Linked DNA regions of Homo sapiens: region 2 is linked to region 1. Evidence: chromatin loops called from intact Hi-C (ENCODE). Cell type or tissue: thyroid gland. All regions are shown on one strand. Each heading gives the region's core, and the rest is flanking DNA. Links, peaks and the distances in the headings are about the cores only. Region 1 overlaps DNAAF5 (dynein axonemal assembly factor 5). Region 2 has its middle 2.5 kb from the start of CYP2W1.

Region 1 (2,902 bases), core at 1-2,500:
CAGCAGCGTCAGGTCATTCGTCCCCACATTGTGAGTCGGATCACTCGTATCCGCATTGTGACTACTGTATGTCCACCCAGCAGCGTCAGGTTATTTGCAGATGCTTTTACAGATGCTTGAACTTCACTACAAAGCCAATTTGCACGAGAGGTAAGATTGGTTTCATGTTTGTTTCTGGCATGTTCAAGGTGTTTTTCTGTTTTACAGAGGTCCTCAAAGAGGGCAGCGGGCTGTTCCCAGATCTCCTGGTGAGGGAGACGGAGGCCGTCATCCACAAGCACCGCTCGGCCACCTACTGCGAGCAGCTCCTGCAGCATGTGCAGGCCGTGCCAGCCACACAGTGACCACGCTGGTTTCAGCCACGGCACACCCTTGTCCCCACCTGAGCCAGAGTTTGTGGCCTTTAAATCTCATAAACAAGGCACCTCTGTGCCAGCAGTGAGACTGTGACAGCAAGAATGTACTCCTCAGGACACCTGCCCACTCTTTCCCTGGAATAACAGCCTCTGAGTGGATTCTGCATGTTATGTGATTTGTTCTGTTCATCGAGAGGGCTCCCAAACATCTGCAGCTGATTTGAAATTAAAAGTAAGTCGCAGCCGCTCCTCCCGCAGCCACTTCAGCAGCATCTTAGATTTTAAGCCTCACGTGCGCAGCTGGTTCATGAACTATTGGCTGCATCCTGCTTAGGTGCCCACCAAGAAGGTTTTTACCTACTTAACAAAAAAGAAAGAAGCCAAAGTGATTAGAAAGAAATGAAATCTCTTTTTGGGTTCTGTCTACTGAAATTTAATATCTCAGTGAACAGACTAAAAGGAATTTAGAATCCTAACAACTTATCAGATTTCTCCTGTTTTAAATATACTGGGACTTTAAAGGTTATATGTCCGGTCACCGTATGTTTTAAGTCGGTGTTAATGCTAACAGTGTTGAAAACAATATTTCATGAGATCTAATTGTGGTTGCCCCTATAGGTAGCAGGAAAGTAAAGTTGCATTTCCCTCTCGCACATTCTACACCCAAGTGCCTAAAAGATCTCATTGTAAGTGGGTAGTGTTACCGGAAGCCATTGTGTTCACACGGGGGAAATGCCGTATATATTTTTCAACAAATATTAACGTTTATACTTTCATGTTTGAAAATTTAATTAAAAATGTTTGTTTTAATGATTGTGTATGCCTGACTTTGTGAGTTGGTAACTAACCGACATGTCAGGCAGGGATCCCAGCCTCTAGAATTCCAGAGTTCCTCTGTGGGGTGTCGTAGTGCCCGCTCTGGACACCAGGGGGCAGGAGCTCCCAACACGTTCGGGGAACACCCCTGGTAAGGAGGGCCCCATAGGACTCACCTTGAGAGGGGCTGGGGCATCAGGGTGAGGGCAGGCCAGCCTTGGGGGGGTGTCAGGGTTGGGGGAGGTCAGCCTTGGGGGGCATCATCAGGGTGAGGGCAGGCCAGCGTTGGGAGGGGTGTCATGGTTGGGGAGGTCAGCCTTGGGGGGTGTCAGGGTCGGGTGAGGTCAGCCTTGGGGGGCATCAGGGTGAGGGCAGGCCAGCCTTGGGGGTGTCTGGGTAGGGGGAGGTCAGCCTGGTTGGCAGGTGGGGTGTCCAGGTGCAGAGAGGTCAATCTGGATGGGGGTTGGTTTCAGAGTTGGGGGACGTCAACCTTGATGGAGGGTGTTTTGTCTGGGTGGGGGAAGGTCACCTTTGGGATTGTCTGGGTGGGGGAGGTCAGCCTTGGGGGAGGTCAGCCTTGGGGGTGGCTGGGGTGTCCAGGTTGTGGGAGGTCAGCCTGGGGGGGACGCCGGGGTGGAGAGGTCAGCCTTGGGGGGTGTCTGGGTTGAGGGAGGTGAACCTCGGAGGGTGTCAGGGTTGGGTGAGGTCAGCCTTGGGGGGTATCTGGTTTGGGGGAGGTCAGCCTTGTGGTGTCTGGGTTGGGGGAGGTCAGCCTTGGGGGGTGTCTGGGTTGGGGGAGGTCAGCCTTGGGGGGTGTCTGGGTTGGGGGAGGTCAGCCTTGGGGGGTGTCTGAGTTGGGGGAGGTCACTCTTGGGGGGAGTCAGGGTGGGAGGAGGTCACTCTTGGGGGGTGTCTGGGTTAGGGGAGGTCACCCCTGGGGGGTGTCAGGGTTGGGGGAGTTCAGCCTTGGGGATGGCTGGAGTGTCCGGATTGGGAGGTCAGCATGTATAGCTGAGCCTGCCCCATGGACTCACATCCCCTGCCCTAGACACCCTCGCCACCCTCTGGTCCCCTTCAGAGTTGCACCGTCATGGCTGTTCCCTGCGCCAGCTTCTGTAACTCGTGGCCACAGGGATTTCGGGGGCCCTCAGGGGTGGTCTTCCACCTCTTCCTTGTGTGCCCTTTGACCTCTGTGGCTTCTGCCACATCCTTGAAGAGCCCTCAAGAGCCCCTGGGTCGGTGGTCCTTGGTGGCGATGGAGCCAGTGGCAGCAGCCTCACCTGGAAGCTTGTTAGAAAGGCACATTGCAGGGCCTCAGGCCAGACCTACTGAGGCAGAGACAGGTGGGCCGCAGTCAGCCCTGCAGGTGATTCTGAGGCTGCGGACTGGGAGGACCCCCACCTGTGCACCAAGCAGTTCCCATCCAGCTCCCATCCAGCACGAGGCTCCGTCGTCTGTCTCTGTCACAAGACCCAGAAATGAATGGCAGGGAGCTTGCCCGAGAGGACACACGTGTGAGGGGCCCCTCGACCCCTCGGACGCAAGTGCACCAACCCCTGGGCCGTCCCTCGCCCTGCATGCTGGGGCCACAGCATGGGAAGAGACATCAGCGCTGCCGCTCCGTCTCTACACATCTGTAAAGGGAGCTCCCAGGGACCTGGCACGTCCACAGGTGCGTGTGTTCAGAGAAAGACGGAAACCCAGCCTACAAGGGTTCACAGACACCCAAG
Region 2 (2,902 bases), core at 135-2,634, 190 kb after region 1:
AGGGTGTTTCAGAGTTTCAGTTCGACTGCTCCAAAGCAATGTTTCGGGCCTCAGCTTATCAACGGGTGGCGGAGGCTCTGCACCTGCTCAGGGGGTACCTTAGAGCCAAATGCGATCGTCAAAGTTTCGGTGCAAGAGTCCATCTCGTCATAGATTACAGCCACTGATCCTGTCAGACGTTATCTTATGTGCAGGAGGAGACAAGGGCTAGGATCGTTGACCTTATCTTTTTAAAAAACGCAGTGATTTGGCCGGGTGTGGTGGCTCACACCTATAATCCCAGCACTTTGGGTGGCCACGGTGGGCGGATCATCTGAGGTTAGGAGTTCAAGACCAGCCTGGCCAACATGGTGAAACCCCGTCTCTACTAAAAATACAAAAATTAGCCGGGCGTGGTGGTGAGTGCCTGTAGTCCCAGCTACTCGGGAGGCTGAGGCAGGAGAATCGCTTGAACCTGGGAGGCGGAGGTTGCAGTGAACTCCAGCCTGGGCAACAGAGAGGGAAACTCCGTCTCAAAAAAAAAAAAATGCAGGGATTCAAGCAAGAGCCGTGGGCACCTGCGCCATGCCTGCTCAGTCTCTGGGACATTCTTCCAGGGGGCGCGCCCAGTCACTGAGGCAGGGCGCACACTTTTTTCCGCACAGTTGCAAGGATGCCTTAAACTAAATTTCTGGAAACCGGGTCACTGAGCCAAGGGACAGTTCCTTTTTGATGTCTGGTGGATCTCTAGTACACTGCAAAAGCGTCCCGTGAAACTCCACTGGTGGAATGAGCAAACACGGCTTCTGGCCTCTGCTACTTTGTGTCACAAAGGGGGAAGACCACAAGCCCTCCTGTGGAGGGAGAAGCGCAGTGTTACGTTACGCAAAGACAGTGTGGTTGGGAGAATCTGTGCGGCCATCTCTGGAAGCCGCCATCTGCCACAGCCGACAGGTGCGGGCCTGAGTTTGGAACCAGGTCTGTCTGACTCCAGCCCCTCCGGGGGAGCCCACCTACCCACCCACCTCACCCACCCTGCCTCTGATGTCAGGGGCAGGCAGGACCTGAGCCAGCCAATCACAGCACTGCATTCCTCCTGGTCACAGAGATGGCTCAGGCCTGAGTATCTGTCTGGCAGGCCTGGACCAATCAGGTCTGATCAGAACAGTCCCAAGTTCCACTTGAGCAGCCAGGCTGCAGTTGGCACACGTCTCTGCAGGGCGCTGGAGGTCCACCGGACATCAGAAAGCAACAATGCCTTGGCTCAGCCACCTGGTTTCTAGGAATTTATTTTAAGATATCCTTGCAACTGTGCCCATCCTTGCAAGTATGCACACAGATATTTTTATCAGGATGTTCTGTGACAGCCTAAGATTGGAAACAATGTAAATATGCAAATATGCACACCCGGCCATGCCCCCCAGAGCAAGCAACACGTACAGGCAGCCGTTAGAGGAGTACTGTTAATTCCCCAGTAACAGTTACTTTTTTTTTTTTTTTTTTTTTGAGATGGAGTCTCACTCTGTTGCCCAGGCTGGAGTGCAGTGGTGCCATCTCAGCTCACTGCAAGCTCCGCCTCCCGGGTTCACGCCATTCTCCTGCCTCAGCCTCCTGAGTAGCTGGGACTACAGGCGCCCGCTATCACGCCCGGCTAATTTTTTGTATTTTTAGTAGAGATGGGGTTTTGCCGTGTTAGCCAGGATGGTCTCGATCTCCATCTCCTGACCTCGTGATCCGCCCACCTCAGCCTCCCAAAGTGCTGGGATTACAGGCATAAGCCACTGCGCCTGGCCAACGAGTTACTTTTAAAAGAGGGCTGGGCACTGTGGCTCACGCCTGTAATCCCAGTGCTTTGGGAGGCCAAGGCAGGTGGATCACTTGAGGTCAGGAGCTCGAGATCAGCCTGGCCAACATGGCAAAACCCCATCTCTACTAAAAATACAAAAATTAGCTGAGTGTGGTTGCATATGCCTGTAATCCCAGCTACCCGGGAGGCTGAGGCAGGAGGATCACTTGAACACGGGCGATGGAGGTTGCAGTGAGCCAAGATCATGCCACTGCACTCTAGCCTGGATGACGAGAGTGAGACTCCATCTCAAAAAAAAAAAAAAAGAAAAGAAAAGAAAAAGAGGCCGGCCCGGCATTGGCTCATGCTAGTAATCCCAGCGCTTTTGGAGGCGGCCACAGTAGGATCGCTTGAGCCCAGGAGGAGTTGAAGACCAGCCTCTAGACTCCGTCTCTAAAAGAAACTTACAAAATTCCCAGCACTTTGGGAGGCCGAGGCGGGCGGATCATGATGAGGTCAAGAGATCGAGACTGTCCTGGCCAACATGGTGAAACCCCGTCTCTACTAAAGATACAAAAAGTAGCCAGGTGTGGTGGCATGTGCCTGTAATCCCAGCTACTCGGGAGGCTGAGGCAGGAGAATCGCTCCAACCCGGGAGGCGGAGGTTGCAGTGAGCCGAGATCACGCCATTGTAGTCCAGCCTGGCAACAGAGTGAGATTCCGTCTCAAAAACAACAAAAACCCAAAACTTAAAAAATTAGGCCAGGTGCAGTGGCTTACACCTGCAATCCCAACACTTTGGGAGGTCGAGGCAGGAGGATTGCTTGAACCCAGGAGTGTGAGACCAGCCTGAGCAACGTAGCAGGACCTCCATTTCTACATAAATAAATAAATAAAGTTAGCTAGGCTGGGTGGTGCATGCCTGTAGTCCCAGCTATTTGGGAGGCTGAGGTGGGAGGATGGCTTGAGCCCCGGAGGTGGAGGCTGCAGTGAGCCTGTACTCACAGCACGGTAATCCAGCCTGGGCAACAGAGCAAGACCCTGTCTCAAAAACAAAACACACAAAAATCAAAAGTATTCCCTGAATTAATTAAGTAAGCTTTGCTAGGCAGGTAGGACCCCCAGCCTACCCAGTAG

What was found. Peaks named below come from ENCODE experiments on the same cell type or tissue, not always from the same donor. Only the 100,000 strongest peaks of a DNase experiment are listed, where the experiment ranks them.
Region 2: it touches region 1 in a loop (2.2-fold over the local background); 3 of 110 quality-filtered maps call a loop at or near these places.

The regions. Positions count from the first base shown.
Region 1 is chr7:785,310-788,211 of GRCh38, forward strand. It overlaps DNAAF5 (dynein axonemal assembly factor 5), which reads left to right. Exons shown (of 13, transcript NM_017802.4): 13 at 208-1,166. The coding sequence ends at 344. Among named protein-coding and RNA genes, the nearest start is that of SUN1, 46 kb to the right of the region's middle. In thyroid gland, for the core only: a CTCF peak has its summit at 1,266 (motif pointing right); a DNase peak (open chromatin) is centred at 1,322.
Region 2 is chr7:979,221-982,122 of GRCh38, forward strand. It overlaps a transcript of CHLSN not described here. Among named protein-coding and RNA genes, the nearest start is that of CYP2W1, 2.5 kb to the right of the region's middle. In thyroid gland, for the core only: no CTCF peak of the experiment used is centred there; a DNase peak (open chromatin) is centred at 1,171.